5 separate regions of the Mus musculus genome follow, and all the other regions are linked to region 5. A link is a loop called in an ENCODE intact Hi-C map of the cell type or tissue named here. Cell type or tissue: left cerebral cortex. All regions are shown on one strand.

The links. Peaks named below come from ENCODE experiments on the same cell type or tissue, not always from the same donor. Only the 100,000 strongest peaks of a DNase experiment are listed, where the experiment ranks them.
Region 1: it touches region 5 in a loop (3-fold over the local background); 8 of 42 quality-filtered maps call a loop at or near these places.
Region 2: a loop joins it to region 5, with 4 times the contacts of the local background. A loop is called at or near these places in 12 of 42 quality-filtered maps.
Region 3: it touches region 5 in a loop (8-fold over the local background); 12 of 42 quality-filtered maps call a loop at or near these places.
Region 4: it touches region 5 in a loop (2.4-fold over the local background); 7 of 42 quality-filtered maps call a loop at or near these places.

The regions. Positions count from the first base shown.
Region 1 is chr5:90,498,977-90,503,976 of GRCm38, forward strand. It overlaps Afp (alpha fetoprotein), which reads left to right. Exons shown (of 15, transcript NM_007423.4): 7 at 624-753; 8 at 2,431-2,645; 9 at 4,598-4,730. Among named protein-coding and RNA genes, the nearest start is that of Afp, 11 kb to the left of the region's middle. In left cerebral cortex, a CTCF peak has its summit at 1,961 (motif pointing left); DNase peaks (open chromatin) are centred at 743 and 1,957.
Region 2 is chr5:90,200,786-90,205,785 of GRCm38, forward strand. No RefSeq gene overlaps it. Among named protein-coding and RNA genes, the nearest start is that of Gm35936, 10 kb to the left of the region's middle. In left cerebral cortex, a CTCF peak has its summit at 2,536 (motif pointing right); a DNase peak (open chromatin) is centred at 2,563.
Region 3 is chr5:90,402,903-90,407,902 of GRCm38, forward strand. No RefSeq gene overlaps it. Among named protein-coding and RNA genes, the nearest start is that of Gm35999, 9.0 kb to the right of the region's middle. In left cerebral cortex, a CTCF peak has its summit at 2,490 (motif pointing right); DNase peaks (open chromatin) are centred at 109, 381 and 2,489; H3K4me3 peaks cover 299 bases.
Region 4 is chr5:90,906,925-90,911,924 of GRCm38, forward strand. No RefSeq gene overlaps it. Among named protein-coding and RNA genes, the nearest start is that of Cxcl2, 5.5 kb to the left of the region's middle. In left cerebral cortex, a CTCF peak has its summit at 2,279 (motif pointing left); a DNase peak (open chromatin) is centred at 2,256.
Region 5 is chr5:90,586,789-90,591,788 of GRCm38, forward strand. The region is part of intron 12 of Albfm1 (albumin superfamily member 1); the gene reads left to right. Among named protein-coding and RNA genes, the nearest start is that of Gm42109, 4.3 kb to the left of the region's middle. In left cerebral cortex, a CTCF peak has its summit at 2,356 (motif pointing left); a DNase peak (open chromatin) is centred at 2,384; H3K4me3 peaks cover 465 bases; H3K27ac peaks cover 301 bases.

The DNA.
Region 1 (5,000 bases), 88 kb before region 5:
GCCTTAAATATTTGTCTTAATAGTAAAATAGAAATGGGAGGACACAATGACAGCAATGGCATCATGTATCTGTTAGCAAGAAAAGCCACACACGCCACAATGATTCCCAAGTTATCAGTAACAAAGACTCAATCCTTTATTCAAGGAAGCAGGGTCTTTGCACAGGCACCTCTTCCCATGAATTCTGGCAGCTTTGTTTTATACTTCCTTCTGCTGTGGTCTGATGCCTTGAAGCAGAATCTGGTAGTTCAGGCTGGACTTGAGCTCCCGATTCTCCTGCCTCCACTTCTGGTTTGCTGGAATTGTAGCCGAGTGCTTCTGTGTCTGCAACAAACGCTCAGGATCAGGGCTCAACAAGAAAGGGCGACATTTAGCTTGAGTTCCTAGAAAGTCTTCAGGAAGCTACAAATGACTTCCAAATTACTTGAGCACCCAGTCCCCCAGTCTACAGAGCTTGTGCCTGGTGGAGCAGAAGCTGACGAGACCTAAGATGTGTTTCCGTCTCTTTTAAAAGAACACATTTCTGTTCTTTCCCGCTGGAGGTAACTCCCCAGATCCTCTACAGACAATGCGATTTCATCCTGATAAACAAGATAATTTTTTTTTAAATGATCCTCTTCCAGAACCATTATTAAGCTAAGTCAAAAGTTAACTGAAGCAAATTTTACTGAGATTCAGAAGCTGGCCCTGGATGTGGCTCACATCCACGAGGAGTGTTGCCAAGGAAACTCGCTGGAGTGTCTGCAGGATGGGGTAGGAGTCTCCCTCTCTCCCTTTTTGTCTCAATTAATGTTTCACTATGCCTGGCTTGGCTGGGGTGCAGTGAACTTACAGACTTTCGAAGAGTAAAATTTGAGCTACGTCATGATTGCTTTGGGGTCTCACCTCAGGCATTAGCAATATCTGATCCCTTTCATGAGACTACGAGACATTCAGTTCTTATTTGACTGAGAGACTGAGTCTCTCCCACTAGCTAGCTAGCTGCTGGTTTACAGTGAGGGCCACTTGCCGGGAAAACTTATAAACTGACATCAAAGAATGTATAGTTTAACTGGAGAGATAAAACAATTGGCCTTCTTGAAGTTATAGACTGTCTTTTGTTTACCATTGTCTCTACAGGGCAATGTGTGGCACATTGAAGGGTTCTGTCATAGTTTAATGACAGACTTATAAGTAAAAATAATGCAAGAAACTGTTGCAAGAGAGAAAATGTCTATTTATTACTAAGCAGAGGTATAAATAAAGGGATCTAAAAGAATTAAATTCCTTTATTTAACAGATTATATAAGAACTGGTGATATAGATGATGTGGCTAATTTGGGTTAACTCTGAGCTTTCTAGATATTGAATGAGAGGCCTGTATATACCAAATTACTCCTCCTTTCATCCCTGTGACACCAAGGACTACCTTTTTTTTTTTTTTTTAAATCTCTCTTGTTAAAGGCTCAAATGATGTTGGAAAAAGGGACAGAAAAGACTCACTTCAATATACTCAGTGTCATTCGTTCTTTGTAGAGGTAGTCAGGGAAGTCAGCAGGTGACAGGGCTCCCAGGGGGCAGACTGGATCCTCCAGGACAGATGGCACCCCTGCTGTGAGGAGTGGTGAATCCTGAAGCACGGACTTGATTACTTTTTCCCTCATGCACATTAGGAATTCATCAGCCCCTTAGGAGTACTGGCAAAAAACGATTTTGTTTTTCTTTGAGGTCAGTTTTCTTGGTTTGTAATTGACAATTTTATTGATTTTATTTTTCTAGTTAAAAAAATAGCTTTTAACTTTTGGAGCTTGTCGCTATTTTTTCATTGAGAGTGGAAAAATAATTTCAGTGCTTTACAGGAAGGCTTTAACAACTGAATAATAGCTTTCAAGGGTCACTGTAAGAATGCACATCCCTGAGCAGAGACAACGTGGTGTACAGGATTTTGCACAGCCAGTTCGTCTTCTAGAGTGCCCTCTGGCGGGCAGAGTGGGTCACTGCAGATCCCTCTGATCAAGATGGAAGGAAGGGAAAGCTAGCAAGGTTAGAATGTCAGAGGTGAATATTGCACATTGGAACGTTTCAATAACAGTAAAAAGCTGCTGTCTTGTTTAAACAACACATTTCCTTCTCATCTTGAAGACGTTTACTAAAATAGAAGGCAGGACTTAGATGAAAGCTGTGCGAAGAGGACTCGAACAAGTCGGAAAGCAATGAGGAAGAGCAAAAATGAGCAAAATAAAAAGGGAAAGATAGGTAAAAACAGAAGAGTGATGAGGCGAGATATCTCATTGACCCTGATCCTCCTTTTCATCTCGCCATTGATTTCTTCTCCCACTTCCTTTCCGGGCTCTAAGTTCCTACCTTAGAGGATAAACCTTTGAGATTTATATTACATATTATTATATTGTATTATATTATATATTATATTATTTACTTTACCCATTGCAGGAAAAAGTCATGACATATATATGTTCTCAACAAAATATTCTGTCAAGCAAAATAGCAGAGTGCTGCAAATTACCCATGATCCAACTAGGCTTCTGCATAATTCACGCAGAGAATGGCGTCAAACCTGAAGGCTTATCTCTAAATCCAAGCCAGTTTTTGGGAGACAGAAATTTTGCCCAATTTTCTTCAGAGGAAAAAATCATGTTCATGGCAAGGTAACATGCCCTGTAAATGTATATTTGCAATGATAAAGACCATGAAGTGATGGGGGGTGGGGGCTATAGTTTTTTAGCTCAACTGAGGCTGGCTGTCTAGATGCCGTGACACCCAGGAGATGTAAGCATAGAACTTGTAGCTAGGAATGAGATCTACTGTAACGTGATGAAGTTCCCACAATTACCACTATTAATTGGCTGGCTTATGAATCTATATTTTGTTTTATGCCATTCTGTTTCAATATCTCATATGAAAACCACCACGAACTTTCAAAGATAATTTGTATATTTTGTAATAAGGAGGGCATAGGCTGCCAAGTTGGCTCAGTCAGTGGGTAAGCACCACACAAACTCGACTACCTAAGTTCAACTCAAGGAAACTGATGTGGAGTGATTGAGCCAATTTCTAAAAGTGGTCCTTGACAACACGTGCGTGCTGTGGCAAACATGCCCCCTCTAGTAGTAATAGATAAATAAAATTAAATTTAAAAATAAGAAGTGCTCAAGCTCATGAATATAATGATACACACTATAATACACACTTCAGAAAAAAATAAACATTCCCCTAAATATAGCTCAATAGATAGTGCCAGATAACAGTTCTTTCACTGAAACAGATTGCTTGATATGTATAGAATTTTTAAGAAATGAAAACCTGTTTAGAGACATTTGTACAAAAGAAGTTTTCTGTACTATAGTCAGCAGGCATGTATTCATTCTATTGGCCTTTAAGGGAAGCCAACAGTCAAGTTAACACCTTCCCCTTTCTTGGATGTTTCTATGCACTCTATTAGAAGAGAGATTTGTGCAGCTCTTAGGACCTCATGCCTAATGGGTTCCGAGGGCTTTTCCTAAGCTAAGCGCCTGATGCTAATGCAGCAATCAAAGTAATGGCTCAATCTTCTCGCCAGTATTCCCAAAAGCTGTGGCTCTTTGGCTGCACTAAAATCAGGTATTCACATGTCATTTGTACTGCTAAATAAAGTTAGGCAAACTAAAACAAAGACTAGATTTAGGAGGAACATCTAGGTGTTTTGTTGGTGGTAGAAGTCAAGACTACCTACATCTACAAACTTAGAGCACAATTCATCTTAAAGAGTGATCTCTACACTTACATATGCATACACATATAAAAGAGCTAACAGTTGGCTTCATAGCAACAGGCCTTCAGTGGAGAGAATGTTTGCAGGAGACATTTTCTCAGCTGAGAACAGGCTTCCACCAAGCCTGTATCCCCCTCTGTTACTCACAAGTCTGCTGCCCTAGCCCTCAGTCAAAGGAGCTGTTCTTGACCGCAAGCTGAATTAGTGTCCCTTCGTCTTTGGGTGTCGCCTCTTTTCCTGCCCTCGTCTTTCTTATTTTTCTTCATTGATTTATCACTATCAAAGAGAGATGACCCATTTAAGCTTGCGTCTGTCTCCTTAAGAGAGGGGAGGGGAGGTCTTTTCTCTTACATGGCATTAGCTCTTCACTGTTTAAAGCATACCGTACACTCTGAAAGCATATTTGTTGGATAAATGAATGGAAATCTTGCCACTGAAAAGCCATAGCGAGACACAAAACAAAGGGGTATATTTGTATTGTTCTTCTTTAATTAAAAATAATTTCACATGCATGCATGCATACATAAGTTTATACCTAGGTTCTGTATATGAGAGAAAACATGCAGTTTGTCTGAGCCTGGCTTATTCACTTAATGACTTCCAGTTCCATGTATTTTCTGGCAAATGTCATGATTTCAGGAAAGGACATTTTACTGGGTGATTTGAGGGACTGCCTTAATAGTTTTGCTGTTCACAGAATTCAAATTATGTTTGCTTTTCTGCTTCACTTACTGTTTGACTTTTAATGTCTGTATGCTCTGACTGCTATATAGGAATGCTTAGGGAGTTAGTTAATAGTGTAACGTTGTCTTAGTTCTAACAACATGATATTTTTCCTACATATTTAAGCTTTCTTCATGAATACTCAAGAACTCACCCCAACCTTCCTGTCTCAGTCATTCTAAGAATTGCTAAAACGTACCAGGAAATATTGGAGAAGTGTTCCCAGTCTGGAAATCTACCTGGATGTCAGGACAATCTGGTAGGTGGTACTAGAATTTGGGGGATAATCTGTAAACTGCATTGATAGTAGTCTTTGGAAATACAGTTTGTAGGCCAGTGAGTGAGAAGGCTCAGTAGGTAAAGGCGCCTGTTGTGCGAGCCTGGGGACCTGAGCCGGATCCTTGGGTACCATGTAAAGGGAGAAGAAAAAGAACTGCACTCCACAGAGTTGGAGTAGGACCCACACATGCCCTTTGGCAGTGCTCCCCACTGGATAATGAAAAAAAATTAAACATACTAGTTAAGTAGT
Region 2 (5,000 bases), 390 kb before region 5:
ACATGAAAATGTCACAGTGAAGTTTTGTTTTTGTTTTTGTATTTTTTTGGCTTTTTGAGACAGGGTTTCTCTGTATAGCCCTGGCTGTCCTGGAACTCACTTTGTAGACCAGGCTGGCCTCGAACTCAGAAATCCGCCTGTCTCTGCCTCCCTAGTGGTGGGATTAAAGGCGTGCGTATATCCCTTCAGTCTTTTTGATACAAGGTTTTACTATATAGCATAGGCTGAACTCAAATTCACACTCCTTCTGCACCCCCTCCCGAGCCCTGAGATTACAGGCAGGCATGAACCACCACACCCAGATCAGGATACACTCATTTTTGGTTTGTTGTTTGTTTCCTTGCTGGGTTTTTTAAGCATAGATTCCCGTGCAGCCGGAAGTCGCCTCCGATTCCTTGTGTAGCTGAGAAAGAGCCTGAACTCTCCGTCCTCCTTCCATGCCTGCAAACGTCAGACTTTCCAGTGGGAACCACTGCTTCTTACAATCTTTCCCCCAACTCTTCTGCACTGTTTCCTGAGTTTGGGTTATAGATGGATTAACCGGGTACGGGCACACCACAGTCAGCTGTTCGACAACAGCTTTCACCGCTGCAATGGTCTCCTGCAGCAAAAGGAGTTTCTTTGATGAGGAGTAAGAGCTACACTTATCTGGAAGCGAGTTTTCGGCTTCTAACTCTCCAGCACTGAGACTCAGCTGCTCTCACACTCTTGGCTTAGTAACAGGGGTTTTGTTGTTGTTGTTGTTCCTCTCTCTCTCTCTCTCTCTCTCTCTCTCTCTCTCTCTCTCTCTCTCTCTGAATGACATGTATGTATGGTACCTCCAGGTACCAAGAAAATGTGCCTTTGAGGCTGGGGTTACAAGCAATTGTGAGCCGCCAGACCCGCATGGAGGGAACCAAACCCTGGTCCTCTGGAAGAACAGCAAGTGCTCTTAACCACTGAGCTACCTCTCTAGCCCAGTTGCAAGTTGTTAAAACCCCAAGATCCCCTCAATAGCTTTGCCTTCCTACCAATATCAACTTTATGGAAACCTCAACGGGTGTGGGGTGGGGGAGGAAGAAAAGAGATGAAGAAAACTGAATCGAGCCCCCTTGCTCACACTGGGTCCTTTTACATTGCTCTCCCCACGGGAAGCATAACAATTGGGCTGTTCTCTACCTCTTACCTCTACATCTGACAAAGCCTGAGTGTCTCATAAGGGTTAGTTCAAAATCCAATTGTTTCCTCTGTGCAGACTAGAAAACTGATTAATAAAGTGATTTCTCCCTCTCCCTCCTCCTCCCCCTTCCTCTTCCTCTTCCTCTTCTCTTCCCGCTCTCTCTCCCTCCCTCTCCCCTCCCCTTTCCCCTCTCCCTATCCCTCCCCTCTCCTTCCCCCTCCCCTCTCTCCCTCTCCCTCACCTCCCCTTCCCCCTCTGCCTCTCCCTCCTCCTCCCCTCCCTCCCCTTCCCCAACCCCCCTCCCTCTGTCTCTCATTTATCTATTTTATTATATTCTGCATTTACACATATGCATCCATAACTTGGATGGTTGTGAGCTGCCATACAGGTACTAGAAACCAAACCTGAGTCCTCTGCATGTACTCTTGATCACTGAGCCGCGTGTCTCCAGCCCTGCGAAAGCTTTCAAGGTAACATAGTAAGACAAACAAGGGGATGTGTAAATGGTCCATATACCCACTGCGCTTCCCTGTCCCACAATCCCATGTGTTTACCTGTCCTGGCTTCACAGACACGATGAGAAAAGTGTAAACAGAAAGGACACAGTTTTACTACTGGGTTATCGGCAATGACAGCAACGTCAGGGCTCCAATAACTCCAGCCAGCCTTGATGGAAATAAGACCATGCCCTTTGAACACTGCACACCATACACCGGCCACAAGTTACATCAGATCCTCCTGGCTACGGTCACTGCCAGGTAGGGACAAAGAGTGCATTTCCAGAAAGCTCTTCTTCTGTGTGCCAAGCCTTTGTAATAAAAGATCGGGATGATGTTTTAATCATATACACATCTTGTTCTTGTAGCACCAACTGGAGTAATAGAGTCCTAAAGTTCAAAGCCTTGTGTTTACTCAAGATAATGACTGTGGAAAGAAAGTCAAGAGTGAGTTGAGTATAAGAAGTTGCTGGAAGCTTCCTGGGTACAATTGAGTCCACAACTCACGTCTATGGCGGATAAAAGCCTTGGCCTCCTGGGCCACAAGCAGCTGAGTTTAAAAGGCAGCTCAGCTTGGCATAAGAGAGACTGGCTAGACACAATGCATTCCCACCCTCTGGTCCCTTATTTATTATCACTCTCTAACAGGGGATCTAACATCACTTATTTAAATTCTCAGAGTTCACAGCTATATGATTTAAAAAGCAGCTGGTCAATAATTAAAAATTCCTACGAACAAAAAAATCATAATTTAAAAGTGTATGGTATAATAAGACCCAGAAGAAATATCTGTGTGTATTAAGGAAAAAAGAAAATAACAGGGGGAAAAAAATGTCCTTTGTTAACTGAAAACCGTAAAATGCTTGTTGGCGTGTTTCTACTAGCCACTAGAGGGCAGTGTTGGGCTAACTGTCTAAAACAACCTGCATGGTGGTTGAAGTACCAGAATTACAAGAATTACCTGTAGCTCATCGACTTTTTGTGTGTGCTTCCAGACTCTCTCAGCAGTGAGAGTCATCAAAGCCGAAAGAACAAAAGGCTAAAGACTAAATCTGTTCTGTTTTCACTGTTCACATGAGGTCCTGTTCTCAGTGATACCCTTTTTTAGGTTAATCTTTATTTTACTATTTAAATGATCATATGGGCTAGAGAGATAGCTCAATGGTTAAGAGCACTGACTGCCCTTCCAAAGGTCCTGAGTTCAAATCCCAGCAACCACATGGTGGCTCACAATCATCCGTAATGAGATCTGATGCCCTCTTCTGGTGGGTCTGAAGACAGCTACAGTGTATTCACATCCATAAAATAAACAAATCTTTAAATGACCATATATATTCTTTAAAACCTACAGTTGCTAGAAATAAACTAAGCTGGGTTTGGCGGTACTCATGTTTTCTTTTGTCTTGGTTTTGGTTTTTCAGGGTTTCTCTGTGTAGCCCTGGCTGTCCTCGAACTCAGAAATTCACCTGCCTCTGCCTCCCAAGTGCTGGGATTAAAGGCATAAACCACCACACCTGGCGGTACTCACCTTTGATCCAAGCACTGAGAGACAGGGCAGAAGAATCTCTATGAGTTTTGAGGCCAGTCAAGGCTGTTTCTAATTTAGTTAGTTGATTGACTAACAGTGTGTGTGTGTGGGGGGGGGGGGCACTTGACTCACACCCACAGCCTAAGATCTTGGTTAATGAGAATAATTACAGAGGTTCCAGTTTCATCAAAAACTGTATATTGACAAACTGTGTGCACAAATACTTTTCTGTCAAAGGTAAATAGACTTTATCCATTTTTAAATTCAGAAAGTCATAGAGACTAGTGAATCCTACACATTTTAATATAGGAAAATAAAATATCCCTATTAATAATTGTATAAGACTTAGCTTTTGCTATGGTTACTTACTATTTATTGATTGGTTGTTGTTCTTTTTGAAACAAGATCTCACTATGTAGCCCTGGCTGCCCTGGAACTTGATATACTATGCAGAACAGGCTGACTTTAAACTCACAGAAACCCACTTGCCTCTGCTCTCCTAGCCCTGGGACTAAATGTATAAAATCAACTTTTGTCAATTTTTGTTCTCTCTCTCTCTCTCTCTCTCTCTCTCTCTCTCTCTCTCTCTCTCTCTCTCTCTCTCTCTCTCTCTCTTCCCCCCACCCCCTCTCTGAGGCAGGGTCCCACTATGTAGCCCTGGCTGCTGTTACAGAACTCACTACTCACTATGTAGACTAAGTTGGCCTTGAAAGAACTCCTAGAGAGCCACCTGCCCTGCCCCGCCCCCAAGCACCGCAACTAAAGCATGTGCCACTGTCGGGCCCCCACGCTGCATTTACATTGTTGCTGAGCACCCCAAATGTGGTACAGTCCTCTAATCCCAGTTTGAGATGCTCAAGTGCATTGCTTGAAGCAAGTTCAAGGCCAGTGTGAGCTACACATTAGTGCCAGACCGGCCAGAGCTACATAAAGGGACATGTCTCAAAACAACTCACTCTCTGTACATTGATCTTTTCTCTCTGTGTTGTCATGTATACTTCTATTTCATCACCTTCTCCATCATTTCTACTGACATTTACAAATTCTTACAATGTAGAAATGGAAAGGATCTTATTGCTGAATCTGTATATATCGTTAATGGCCCATAATCCAAAATGTTAAAATCCAGACAAAAATTTCTCAAATCCAGACCCCAGTTTTCAATCCTTTTATTTTGTTGTTTATTTGGCATGGGAAGCTCGTTCCAGACAGGGTTTCTCTGTGTAACAGCCCTGGCTGTCCTGGAACTCTTTGTAGATGAGGCTGACGCAAACTCTCGGAGATTCGTCTTCCTCTGCCTCTCAAATGCTGGGATTTAAAAGCCTGTGCCATCATGACAGGCTAGGGGTTCACTTTTGTTTTTTGTTTTTAAACTTTTAAAACTCAAACTTACTCAAACAGGAAAAACTAGAATTATGATTTCTATTTCTGAGAAATGCCCCAGCTAAGTTTACAGTTTAAAGTTCAGATGTTTTCTCTTGTCAATTAATAGCAGAAAATACAATTAAATTGCACTCTCAAAAATAAAGAACAGCAAAAGGCACATACATGTACACACACACATACACACATACACATGCACGCACACACACACAAGCACACACATACACACACACATACACACACATACACACACACACACACACACCTTTTGCTTTCTTGATATTTTCTTTAATGTTTGTCACAACATTCCATTTCAAAGATATGAGGCAGAATGGTCCAGTTATGTTTGAGATTTCTACCTAGGGTAGTCCCTGGGGCACCGAACAGTATCCAGCCTATCTGGATAAAACCATAACGGACTAGACCAGGGCCA
Region 3 (5,000 bases), 180 kb before region 5:
GCTAGGGTGTCTCCCACTGTGTTGGCTGTGTGAGAAGCAACCATAGCACTGGGATCAGTACAGGCATCAGGCCTGCCTTCATACTTTCTCAGTCTCCCAATTGTAGTCACCAGAGTGCCAGAGGGATGCTCCTGGAACTTAGTCATCCTCGGACTCAAAAGCAGTAAATGACAGGTGGTGGCTTTAGCTTATCAGTCTCCATCTTTCTTACTCTCCACAGCTGCATCTCTGTGGTGTTCCCTTGTCTGTAACCGGAAAAAACAAATTTGCAGTTCCCCAACCTGTATGTTTCCTGATTTCAGCGCCTACCCTCTCTGCCCGCCACTGCCCGAGTACTCGAATTTTAAAAATAGTTTCTCCTTCAGGATGACGTCCAGGCGTTGTCATCTAGCCACACCATACAGCCTCCCAAAATTGGAATTCCTTTCTTGGAACGGTTTCCTGGAAGATTCACAGACTCACCAAAACCCGCAGCTGAATTTGAGTCCTGTGAGGGTGGCGGCTTGTCCTCAGTGAGGGTGGGACTGCCTGCCGCTGTCTGCCTTACCTTGAAGTAGCTTTTCTCTCCTTCTTCTGCCTGCGAGCTACACAACTGACGCCACCCTAGGCTTGACTCTCTGGATAGCCTTTTTTTGATAGCTGTGTGTGTGTGTGTGTGTGTGTTTTCACTTCCTTTGCGGGATTCTGAAATCTGGAACTCTTCTGCTGTTTCTTTCTTAGGAATAAAGTCTATTCTTTCCTTATTCTGACTCTTGGTCAGCTCTCACAGAGACCACGTCTCCTCTGACCTCTTACCTGGGACCTCCCCTCCCCCACGTTTTCACTTTTAAGATATTACAGGTGAATCCTACGTGGCAAGGCTTCTCGTCAATTTCTGATTTACAGTGATTACTTCAGGAATAGAGTATGCACAGAATTAAAGTGGTTTCCGGTCTATTGGCCATTGTTATTTTAAGGCTGGTTAAAGAAGCTGAAAAGTGTCTAAGTGAATCAATATTTTATTTATGGTACAAGGATATCAGATATGTACCAATACGTCTTCTTGTCTGCCACAGTGGCTCTTTCCCCTGAACCCGCATCTTTAACATCTTCAAAGCAGCCATTATAGGACTTTCCTTCTTATGTTTATTCTTTTGAAACAAAAAAATGTCTTAAGTACATTTCTAAAGGGCACCTACACAAGACTTGCAGTTTTCCCCTTTACATCTTTTAAAGACTTATTTTATTATACTCGGAATGTATGAGTGTTTTACCTGTATGTACGTACACGGGCCTCATACTTGGTGCCCATAGAAGCCAGAAGTGGCTGTCAGATACCCTGGCATGGGGATCACTGAGGTTGTGAGCCACAACTTTGGTGCTGGGCCCAGAACCTGGGTTTTACTGAGCTAGAATTACACACCACACAATTCACCATTTAAATGTCCAATTCAAGAGCTTTTTGACATATTCATATGCTCTCATCACTACAATTTTGGAACATTTTATTATCCCCACAGGAACCCCACGTCTAACTCTTAGTCACCTTATTTTCTCCAGCTGCTAAATGTTTCCCCTCTTCTTCCCATTCTTAAAAATGATGAATGGAGTCATGCATCTGGTCTTTGTGAATGGCTGTTTTACCTAGCACAAAGTTTAAAAAATGTATCCTTTGGGGGTAGGGGAACTGGCGGGCAGACATGTCAGTTTGCATTATAAACTCATTATGAGTGTCCAGGGGCATTTTTAGATATGTAGTATGACAGATTGTCTTCTATTTTGATGAAAATAGTCATGTCTTTGGAGGCCTTTCTTCGTTGTTGTTTTGTTTTGTTTTCCGCCTAACATATGTGATGGGGGAAATGAAGACAGAAGAAGGTGGAAAGAAACAAAAACAAAAACAAAAATGGCCTGCAGAGGCTCAGGGAAGCAGGAGGCAGGAAGTATCCCAGTATAGCCCTCTCTAGGAATGTAAAGAAATCGCTTTCTTCACCATGCTTCAGAAATAGTTTAAATAGTTGGTCTGCCTGCAAAGGCTTGCAGCCTCTTTTGCAGACATCAAGGAATGTACTTTCAAAAAAATCTGGGAGCCTTTTAAAGAACTTGCTATTAAACACGAACATCTACAGTAAAGATTAGGAGAGGTTTATGTTTAACCACATCAACTCCTCGATTTCAATTCTAGTTGATGTATGTATGTATGTATGTATGTATGTATGTATGTATGCATCTATCTATCTATCTATCTATCTATCTATCTATCTATCTATCTATCTATCTATCTATCTATCTATCTATCGTTCATCTATCCATAACAACACTAGCAGGAATTCAAAAGACCCAATACCTTCCAGCACACCACAGCAAACCTGCTAACCCCAGGAATTAATACTCACACTGCATTGACAGAAGGTTCAGGGATTCTTTTCTGTTACAGCTGGCAAAGCATTCCCAACAAATGTTCACTTTTAGCACAAGAGCAAGCTAGGACTGTGAACAGCCGGAGATAACACGAGGTGGCAGTCTTGTCCCAGTGAGCACCGTAGAGACTAGTGCAACATTAAAAACAGGACTTTTAGTTTCAAAGATATAGTCTATGAACATGTCTGAGGCTCCCTCAATAGAAAGGCATGGAGACATAGGTGGCTTTTCTTAGAAGGCAGTGCGGCACAGTAGTGAGGTACAGTGAGAACCAGTGCCTGAATTATGATTTATTGTACACTATTAGTCATCTTCATATTTGCCTTTGTAACTCAGTCAATTGTACACTCAAAACAATGTTATATGGTGGTAATTTTATGTCTAAATGGTGTTTTTTGGTCTCCCCAGTAAGATTCTGCTTTTTCTTCAGAAAACTTTCAGCCTCCATTCAGTCCTGAAGTGTATACAATTCCTGAACTGTCTCCTTTCTCTTGATTCTGTAATTGTTCAGATGGGCATGTTATAATCTTTTATAGTCATGCATGATTCCCAGTCCTCTTCTCTGGCTCAACAAGATGTCACCTTCTAGAAGCTTATGTTGACAACTTCTAGAAGCAGATATGTAAGGTTTGATCGTATCACATTAAAATACTCTATATGGGCACCTAACAGATGGTATCTATTGTTTCCATACATGTTCAGGAACTTTAGTCTGTAAGCATTCCAATTCTGTAAATACAAGTGCATTTGTGTATAGCTTGTAGGCCCAGAGGTACTTGGCTCCCCTTGTTAAATCTCGTGGCACCAGACCTTAGATAGTCTAACACCATGTCACCTCTCAAGTGCACATAACCATACAACTGTGAGACAGTCTTAGATAATTTTTTAACCCTGGTTTGGTTCCATTCAATCTACAAGATCTGCAATCTGTCCACTAAAGAGATGTGGACAAATAAATTTTAATTCCTTTCATGAATTAAAAATGTTTTCATAAGCAGAAAGAATAAAGTGTATGAATGTTGTGTGTATGTGTGTTAAGACTGAGAGAGAGAGAGAGAGAGAGAGAGAGAGAGAGAGAGAGAGAGAGAGAGAGAGAGAAACAGCGCAGTTTGTGGAGATAAAAGAAGAGTTTCACATGAAATTAAAAATTGTTTGACTATATTTAGGCTGACATGCTGCAAATATCCTCTGGCTTTGCCAAAGAAATGGCTTTGTCAATTACTCATCTTTTTAAATGAATAAGAAAACCTATTGGGCTACCCTAAGCTAGGTAGGTGGTCTTCGGTTTCCAGTTTAAAAAAAGAAAAGAAAAAAAAATGTGCTTCCTCAGTGTTTCTGTTCTCCAGTATGACCCTGATTGTTGATTCAACTGAAAATCTTTTAGTGATACCTTTCCCACTTGTGAGGCCTTGGGCAAGAGCCTTGCGTCTCTGAGCTTTGCTTCCTCTGCTGATGGAAAGCAACAGCAGGGCCTTCTGGGAGCTGCTAGATTACCATAGATCCTTAGTCCACACCTAGCATTACAAAACCACACCCCAAATGTTGGGTGATGCCTATGTGAGGCAATGGAACCCAGAGAACAGATCACCAGAATGCACAAATTACAAAAAGAGATTAATGATAAGTAATTGGATCATGTTATTATAGAGGCTGACAAGACTCATGATCAGTAAGTAGCTAGCTAACTAGAGACACAGGAGAGCCAAGGATGTCACTCTAGGCCGAAGGACATGAGCTCCGGATTTGAGATTTGCTCATTCAGTTTGAGTCCAAATGTAAGATAAAATTGATGTCTCAGCCATTATTTCTTCTTATAGAATAGAGGGGCAGTCTTTAGTCCGATCTGGGATTTTCTCTGGTATGAAGCCCGCTCTTATTAGGGAGAACAATCTGCTTTACTTGATCCATTGATATTTTTATTAGTTTTTCAAGAAGGTGTTTTGATTATACTCACTTCTCCAAATATTTCCAGATCCAACTCCCCTTCCCTACCTACCCAACTTTGTATACTCCTACCAGGAGACCTGAAACAACCCAGGAACATAAAAGGCAGGCTCCAGATAGAGACACCCAGACCAGCAAGCACCAGGAATAACCAGATGGTGAGAGGCAAATGCAAGACCATAAGCAACAGAAGCCAGCACACACGGGCATCATCAGAACCCAGTTCTTCCACCAGAGCAAGTCCTGGATACACTAACACTTCCTGAAAAGCAGGAAGCTGATCTAAAATCAATTCACTGGAAAAAAAATACAGGAAAACACAGGTAAACAGGTAGAAGCCCTTAGAGAGGAAACAAATAAATCCCTTAGAGAAATACAGGAAAACACAATTGAACAGGTGAAGGAATTGAAAAAAGCTGTCCAAGACCTAAAAGTGGAAGTAGAAACAATAAAGAAAACACAACTGGAGGCAACTCTGGAAATGGTGTCTCTTTTATGAAAATGGGTTCCCTGTGTTTGATGAGTATACACTTAGGGTTGTGACATCCCATCACTGCATGATGCTTTTAACAAGCTTAGAGAGTCCTTCTCTATCTCTTTTGGTTAGCTTTGATTTAAAGTCTCCTTTGTTGAATGTTAGAATAGTTACCCCTCAA
Region 4 (5,000 bases), 320 kb after region 5:
CAGACTAAATTGATCTATTCAGATAAAACTGAATGGAAATTTTCTTTCTAAGGTAAAGGAGATACTTTGAGCTTTGAGACTACCAAGAGACATGATCTTCTCAATTCTATTAATTTTTCCACTTAGAGAGTTTGGTTTCTTGATGCAGAAAAGGTATGTTAAATATGAAAAAAACTGAGGCATTTTAACAAGATAGCAGAATTGGAATTCACAATTCATTTTTAGTAATTAAACTTTAGGTACATGGAAATATCATATAGCTGTAACCAAATACAAATTACTGCTATATTCTGAATTCCATTGCCCTGACAGCCTACACTTAGGGTGGATTTTATTATATATTGATAGGGTTATAGGAAAGAACATAAAAAGAAAGACTATTGCAACATGCTAAGACTTGGGATTATTCTCAAAGGGGGAAAAAATCTTTCTCTAGAAATAGAGAGATAGTTCAGTCAGCAAAGTTTGTGCCACACAAGCCTGAGAACCCGAGTCTCTGGATTCCCTGCACCCACTTAAAACTGGGCATTCATTGATTTCTGCCCTACACACACACACACACACACACACACACACACACACACACTTCTCATTACATCACTCTTTTAAATTAACTGCAAATATCAATTTCCTATAAAATTTGATAGTTCCCCCTCCAGAGAAGTTCATGACTTTATTAAGAGTTTTATTATATCCAAAACTTCCTTTCCCTCTCTAATAAAACAAACTGGGAAAAAAAAATCTACTTCCTTATTGACTAATGTCTAACAACTTTTTCCTTTCTTTTTCAACAAAGAGGGCAAGACAATACATTGCTCTTGAGAGTGCTTGGGTCCATCAGGGCTGCCTTAGAGAGTCAGCGAGCATTCTCTGTTGTCTGCTTTTGCACAGTTTATCCTTTTATTACGTCCACTGGGACATGTGTAGAAGACAAAGTCTAGCTGGGGAGAGTTCTTGTTTCCCCTCTTCTGAGACAAAGCCCTTTCCCTTTCTCAACCCCTTTTTAGTCTGTTTCTCCCACAGAATGTTGCTGCCCACGCTGGGGGTGGGCTTCTCTGCTCTCTCAAGCCTTTCCGTAATACAGTGTCATAAACGCAGCAGGTCTTATGTTTCCATGATGATTCTAATTTCCATCAAGTTGATGATGAAGGTCAACAATTGCATATAATAAGCACACGCATACAGAAAGTCATATGGTTGTGTGGATAGTGGATAATTTTATAGACATTTGTAATTCTTTCATGCATGTGAATAGAGAACACTTAAAAGACACAGCATGTTTTTCTAGGTTTGATTTTTGTTATTTTATGTATTTATGTTTTCATACTCATTTATTTCTGTGTGTGGGTGTGTAAGAGCCACGGAGTGCGTGTGGAGCTCAGAGGATGTCATTCAGGAGTCAGTTTTCTCCTCCTGTGTAGATTTCTGGGATCAAAATCAGATTATCAGATTGGCAGGAAGTCCCTTGGCCTGCTGAGCCATCTCGTGGTCACATTGACAAATTTTGTAATTCCATAATAATATGGATGCAAAAAATGTAAAATACAGATCATAGGAAAATCTGGTTTTATATTTATAACACTAAGGCTTCTATAAAACATTTATGTATACACATGCATATCATATTCATATATATGTATATATACTGTACAATATTACAGTTCTAGGAACAATAGCAAAACTAATAGCCATGCACATTCCCACTACCAAGCTAGAGAACTTCACCAGGATTCCCAATCCATTCTGTGCCCTCCCGAGGCTCAGCCCCTCTTTCTCCCCAACTATGGAGCTTCCTTCCTGAATTCAGTTGTCTTACACGTGCCGTTAAGGTTAGCCTATCATTGGACTTTCAAACAATTCTCTAGTTTTATCTTTGAACTTTAGATGAATGAGACGATGCTTTGTAGATGAGGGTTTATCAAACATCTGGCCACATGCGTGTGCACTTCGTACAAAGGTGACTCATTTTGCGGAATTTCATATCAGCATTTGTTTGATTCACCGAGGGCTAGAAATTTTAGTTGCTTATAGTTTTGCTATTATGAATGCAAATTCAATTTTTTTGTATTAGTTTCCAGTTATATTTATCATAGAGACCAAGAATATACATATAGAAATGGAACCACTAGCTATGAGGTAGTAATTATCAACTCATCTTCAAGTAGTGAAGGATGAGCAAGTGACACTAAAAACTGTTTTCAAAGTGATTGCGATGGTTGGGCCAAAAGTGACTCATGAGCATTCCTCGTCTGCCACCTGCTGGCCACTGTCAGAATCAAACCTGTCAGACTGCATAATAGTAGTCACTGGTCTCTGTAGTCTTTTTTCCTTATGACAAATGCACTTTGTAATAAGGATATGTGAATATAGTTTCACATAGTTATGGAAATTTTGAATACAGCAATTTGGAATTAGATTATATTTAATTTATAGATTAGTTTAAAGGGATAGTTGGTGAATCTTTTAAAATAGTAAACCATTTGGTAATATTCATATAGTCTGTGAAATAAGATCTTTAAATTCTTTAAATTACATTCAAAAGATTTTCTTCCTGCAAATTTCTTCTCAAACTTGTGACTCTAAAACTTCTGTGGCTTTTATTTGAATGTTGTACATAGTATCTTTCAGACAACATTACCTGATGCTTGAAGTGTAATTTTTATATTCATTGGCATTGTAACGATGTACTTGTATGCCACTTTGAATTTTCTTTATAAACAGTTATAGCATATGTCACTAATGACAGTTTCATTTTCTCATTCCCAGTCATTTACACCTTTATCTAGCTTTACTGTGCTGGTGAGACATTGCAGTGCAGTACATTTGAATGCATGCAGCAATAGCAAGTACTGTTGTTTGGCTCTCAACAAACCTCCTAAATATTTCACCCATAAGCAGAGTCTTGCCCAACACCCGCAAGGGCTCACACGGGACTCCCCACAGGATCCTAAGACCTCTGGTGAGTGGAACACAGTGCCTGCCCCAATCCAATCGCGCAGAACCTGAGACTGCAGTACATAGGGAAGCAGGCTACACTGGCGGCCTGATCTGGGGCACAAGCCCCTTCCGCTCGACTCGAGCCCCAGGCTACCTTGCCAGCAGAGTCTTGCCCAACACCCGCAAGGGCCCACACGGGACTCCCCACAGGATCCTAAGACCTCTGGTGAGTGGAACACAGCACCTGCCCCAATCCAATCGCACGGAACCTGAGACTGCGGTACATAGGGAAGCAGATACGCGGGCTTGATCTGGGGCACAAACCCCTTCCACTCCACTCGAGCTCCGGGCTACCTTGCCAGCGGAGTCGCCTGACACCCGCAAGGGCCCACACAGGATTCCACACGAGATCCTAAGACCTCTAGTGAGTGAAACACAACTTCAGCCAGGAGTCTGGTTCGAACACCAGATATCTGGGTACCTGCCCTGCAAGAAGAGAGCTTGCCTGCAGAGAATACTCTGCCCACTGAAACTAAGGAGAGTGCTACCCTCCAGGTCTGCTTATAGAGGATAACAGAGTCACCTGAAGAACAAGCTCTTAACAGTGACAACTAAAACAGCTAGCTTCAGAGATTACCAGATGGCGAAAGGCAAACATAAGAACCCTACTAACAGAAATCAAGACCACTCACCATCATCAGAACGCAGCACTCCCACCCACCTAGTCCTGGGCACCCCAACACAACCGAAAATCTAGACCCAGATTTAAAAACATTTCTCATGATGATGATAGAGGGCATCAAGAAGGACATTCATAAGTCACTTAAAGAAGTACAGGAGAGCACTGCTAAAGAGTTACAGGCCCTTAAAGAAAAGCAGGAAAACACAGCCAAACAGGTAGAAATCATTAAAGAAAAACAGGAAAACACATCCAAACAGGTGATGGAAATGAACAAAACCATACTAGAACTAAAAGGGGAAGTAGACACAATAAAGAAAACCCAAAGCGAGGCAACGCTGGAGATAGAAACCCTAGGAAAGAGATCTGGAACCATAGATGCGAGCATCAGCAACAGAATACAAGAAATGGAAGAGAGAATCTCAGGTGCAGAAGATTCCATAGAGAACATCGACACAACAGTCAAAGAAAATACAAAATGCAAAAGGATCCTAACTCAAAACATCCAGGTAATCCAGGACACAATGAGAAGACCAAACCTACGGATAATAGGAATTGATGAGAATGAAGATTTTCAACTTAAAGGGCCAGCTAATATCTTCAACAAAATAATAGAAGAAAACTTCCCAAACATAAAAAAAGAGATGCCCATGATCATACAAGAAGCCTACAGAACTCCAAATAGACTGGACCAGAAAAGAAATTCCTCCCGACACGTAATAATCAGAACAACAAATGCACTAAATAAAGATAGAATATTAAAAGCAGTAAGGGAGAAAGGTCAAGTAACATATAAAGGAAGGCCTATCAGAATTACACCAGACTTTTCACCAGAGACTATGAAAGCCAGAAGAGCCTGGACAGATGTTATACAGACACTAAGAGAACACAAATGCCAGCCCAGGCTACTATACCCGGCCAAACTCTCAATTACCATAGATGGAGAAACCAAAGTATTCCACGACAAAAACAAATTCACACAATATCTTTCCACGAATCCAGCCCTTCAAAGGATAATAACAGAAAAGAAGCAATACAAGGATGGAAATCACGCCCTAGAACAACCAAGAAAGTAATCATTCAACAAACCAAAAAGAAGACAGCCACAAGAACAGAATGCCAACTCTAACAACAAAAATAAAAGGAAGCAACAATTACTTTTCCTTAATATCTCTTAATATCAATGGACTCAATTCCCCAATAAAAAGACATAGAATAACAGACTGGCTACACAAACAGGACCCAACATTCTGCTGCTTACAGGAAACCCATCTCAGGGAAAAAGACAGACACTACCTCAGAGTGAAAGGCTGGAAAACAATTTTCCAAGCAAATGGACTGAAGAAACAAGCTGGAGTAGCCATTTTAATATCGGATAAAATCG
Region 5 (5,000 bases):
CAGCCAAGATGAAACACAGTAAGTAATAACTCAGGGTTATCGATAGGAAGGTAGATTCTAACAACATAGAGGGTAGATATTTGCCCAGCTCTTGTGTTGTTTAAGGCTTATACATATGAAGGTTATGTGTGTGTCTTTCATCTGGGAACTTGAATCATAAAGGCAGAGTAGAATCCTTGGGCCTGGATTTAAATAATTACTATAACATATTGGTTCTCCTCCAATCCCAAGTCGGGGATGTCTAATGCAAGATAGAAACCTCAGGCCGGGATTAAATAATTTTTACAACATAATTTAAATTTTCTCACCCAAGATTGTTAGTTCCCAGCTGTGCTTCCCAAGGACTTGCTGACTGTGTGTCTCCAGGTTAGCTTTGCTCCATCAGCCTGTTCAGGGTCCACTTCTCATGATCCCATGTGCCCTGTGCTCATGATCCCCTCAGCTTCCTGGCAGCCTCCTCCTCTCTTGTCCTCCTTTCCTCCTCCTCCTCCTCCTCCTCCTCCTCCTCCTCCTCCTCCTCCTCCTCCCCCTCCTCCTCCTCTTTCCTTTTCTCCTTATGGTCCCTGCCTGCTACCCCTAGTCCAGCCCAGTAACTGAAATTCCCACTCCCTCTGTTCTCCCTAGTAATTAGCTATAGCCACTTTTATTTGACCAATAGCTTTAAATTGGAGAGCAAGCTTTATACAACAAAGGCTGGTGTATGTGGGAATTGACTCATGTGAGGGCAAGTAGATCTTGGGAGTCAGTATTTAGCATTCATACATTTACATACATAGCACCAGACCAATCCCCAACATATATGTGTGTATATAACACATAATATATAATATACAACATATGATATGTAATATATAGCATGTTATAACCTATAACACAACACATAGCATATATAATATAGAATATTAACACAACATATAATATATAATATAGCATATAATATATAATATGTGCATATATATATCCATTCCTCCTCCCTTTTCTTCCTCTTATAATAAGAATGGACACATTCTTTCTACTTGATGGTTATGTGACGATCAGGTAAAGCTGTTAGTTACATTCTTAGTTTGTAGTTGAAAGTCCAGGGAAAGTAGAGAACGGAGATGAGCAACACTTTGCAGACTTGCATATGACCACAGAAATGTATCTATGCCTATAGCATTTACACTAAACAGCATAAGCTAAATACTGTATCTTTCTGCTAAAGGCTACTGTAACTTAGTGACAATTAGCCCAGGCTCCATGTGAGAATACAAGAAAGAAGTTAATTTCTACTCTAGAAAGCAAGGTTTGCTGCTCCTTGAAGAAGAGACACAGCTAGGTAGCACTGTGTTATTACTTCATCAAATCCTCACTGCAAGTCTCCGAGGCAGGTAACATCATTGCACCGTTCTAGTTATGAAGAAACGAGGGGATGAGAAAGCAGGTCTCACTCTGAGACCACGAAACAGGGGCAGGAAGCAGAAGCTGAGGGCATAGGAAAACTGAAGAGTAACAGGTTAACAGGAAATAGAAGCTGGGCCTGCTGGAAGGAACCTGGAGTCCTAACTATTCAGAGGGACTGCAGAGTTCTGGGCAAGCCTGGGCTACACAGTGAGTGAGGCCAGTCTGACTTACATATGTAGTGAGGCTGTCTCTAAATCTGAAAAATTATTTTTAAAAGGTCTGGGGATATAGCTCAGTGTATATGCGCAGTATACAGTATATGTTCATCCCAAGCACGAGTAAGGCTTGTCTTTACTCCCTAGTACTTAGTAAAAGAAAAAGAAACTAGATACTAGACCGTCGAAGAAACTATTTGAAAGCAAGTATGAAAACTAATGTGAAAGTTAATTTTAAATAGCATATAAATAGAAGGATTTGCTTTAAAGGAAATGATAGATAATTTAGTGAAAATTGAAAACTGTGGAAACAAAAACCTGGAAACAAATTGGTAGTAATTAGGGTCAAAATTGGACATAAAAAATGTAAAGGTAAACTAAAAAACTGAAATATTGAGAATACAAGTGGAGCAGAGGCTGCCTGGGAGAGACTGGGGTTGAGGAGCAGAGAGGACAGAAGAGGTAAACAGCTTCGAAAGGAACCCCTGGGTGTGACCTCAGTGGGGGTGAGCTCTGCTTCGAGCCAGTAGAGCCCTCCCACGCCCATCGCCCTTACAGAAACGGCAGCTTTTGTGTTCGGAGTGGTCAGAAGTAACGACTCCCCGAGGTTCTCGTTCTGAACCTCATTTCCAGATGTCCTGAATTCGGGCGATGGGAGACCCATTCTCGCCCATCATCCATAGGGAAGGCCATTTCTTCTTGTTTCGGGGTGAACTTCCATCCTCAGCTCTTGTGCTCTTCCTCCCTCTATTGGCCATTCTGAGAACTGCATCCATGAACTAGCTGCCGGGCCGGCGGAAAGCAAGCCTGGAGCGAGGAGAAAAAGCTATTTCCAGAGATGAGACTAGAGCCCTTGAGAGGTGTGAGGAGGTGTTTGGGAACTCGCAGTTGTGAGTCAGAAGAGAGAGGGGAGTGTACGTGAGGAAGCTTCATTATAACTGAAGACTTCATTAGGATAGTCAAGACCGTCCCTGTATATGTAAGAGAGCTGGGGTGAGGTACCCTTTTCGTGTGGGTGTCAGGAGGGAAGGGGATTCTGATGGAAGAACATAGTTAAAAATGGGTGCAGGTGGACCTACCATCACCACCGTCACCATTATCAACACCACAACCATCACCACCACCACCATCACCATCATCGCCACCATCCCCATCATCCCCATCATCGCCATCATCGCCATCACCACCTCCATCATGCTTAGAAACAGAGAAGTCCTGTGGTGTAGGTTGCCAGGGTTCATGATCTGAAGTTTTCCAAGTAACACTAGAGTAAGAGAAATAAGGAAATGCTTGTCAACGTGTATACATTTCCAACTATAGGACGAGCCAGTTCTAGGTCTGGAGAGACGGCTGGGGGTGGGGCTAACGTGCTTACGGTAGAAGCATGAGACCCGAGTTTCACCTTCAGCACACCTACAGAACCTAAGTGAAGCTTCAAACACCTGCAACAACAGAGGCAGAGACAGGAGGCTCTCTGGACCTGCCTGACAGGCTAGTCCTGCTGCTCCCACGAGCTTCAGATTCTCTGACAAATACACTCACATGTATGTCTGTTTCTGTGGCCTGGGACTCAGGTTAGACTCATCTCCTGGTACGTGGCCCAGATACTTCAGTGCCACAAGCAATTGCTTTAGTAGGAGTGTGTGTGTGTGTGTGTGTGTGTGTGTGTGTGTGTGCTGACCCAACTGCAATGGGAAGAATTCTGTGCTCCTTACTCCGAATAGTCAATTTGTTAGAATCTGATAGTTATCATTCAAAGGTGGTATAAACTGGTTGGATTATATACCCACATTATGTAGATTAAATGGCACAGAGACACAAACACGCTGTCTTCATTGGAGACGGACTCCGGTTAGGTCTACTTAAGAATGAAGGCTGAATATGGACAGAACAGTTGGCAAGAAAGATTATGTTATATTATATTCTGATTTAAAAAAAATATTGAGAGCCGGGCAGTGGTGGTGCATACCTTTAATCCCAGCACTTGGGAGGCAGAGACAGGCAGATTTCTGAGTTCGAGGCCAGCCTGGTCTACAGAGCGAGTTTCAGGACAGCCAGGGCTACACAGAGAAACCCTGTCTCGAAAAAACAAAAAACAAAACAAAACAAAAAATTGACTCTTCGGCCTCTGCTTCCCAAGCGCTGGGATTAAAGGTGTGCGCCACCACCCCCCGGCAAAAAAATTGATTCTTTTTATGATAAAGGTAACTATGATCATTTGTAAAATATAGACAAATAGAGAAAAAAAATATCATTTAAGCCCAACAGTGTGGAGACACACATCATAAATGCATGTGTAACACAGAAGTCTATGATGCCATACTTGTATGGTGGGCGCACACTTTCAACTGCTTCCTGCTCACCCGTCTTTGGGTTCACTATGGTTAGTAATGCAGGTCCTGCCGGCTCTTGCTACAGCCTGCTTGTTGTAGCATTTCCCTGCCAGCCATCACCTTTGTCTCTCAGTGGGGGAGTTTGTGAAGCACTCCACCTCCTCACAGCCCCCAGAGGCTCTCTAGGCATGCCACCCTGGCACTACTCCAGACTCACAGGGAGAAGTCCTGGCCTGCAGCCCCTGCCACCACCCACAAGGCTGGCGTCCCTCCCCCCTCCCAGGGTGACGTGCTTGCGCTTGCGGGGTCCGCCATGGCCGAGCTGATGGGCCTTAATGATTTGCAGGACTTTCGAGAAAACACTTTCTCGATACTTTTTCAACGAGTTTGCTGCCCCCCCCCCCCCCCCCATGATTCAGAACTGAGTCTAATGAAAGGAGACCTAGCAGGCAACTACAGAGCTGTCTCCCGGCTTCCCAAGACCAAGCATCTCTCATTAGGTAGACTTCTCACTCAGCTTTTACGATGGAAGCTCACCCCACCGATTTGTGAGTTATAGCCAAGGAATCTGAAACCCCTGTTACAAAAGCAAAATGAAGGACACTTTCAGGTGAAGACAGAAATCGTAACACTGAAATTATAAATAAAATTATAGGTACAAAGGCTGAGATACAGCAAAGAGTAACATACGCCAAAAGCTGCCTGCTACCCCCATCATTTTACATTTTTTCTTTAAAACATTACACTGTATATTTTATATACATTCTGTCACTAGTTATTCTTCACAATGGCATTTTAATGATCCTGTAATGTTCTGTTATATGACTCTAACCTTTTACTATTGTTGCACTTGGACATTATCTTCACTTTCTATTATAAATTACTATGAAGAAATTTTAATTTGTACTCTCTGTCACCATATCTGCTTTTACCTAAATTCCTAGGACCCAGAGCTAGGGAAACGTCAGCTTAGATGACATGGCCTGAATTCCCTTGGCTCTGCCACGGAACTTCTTAGAAGTAGGCCGTGTCAGTCTTCTGGAAGTTTAGTGCTGTCTCACTAATGATA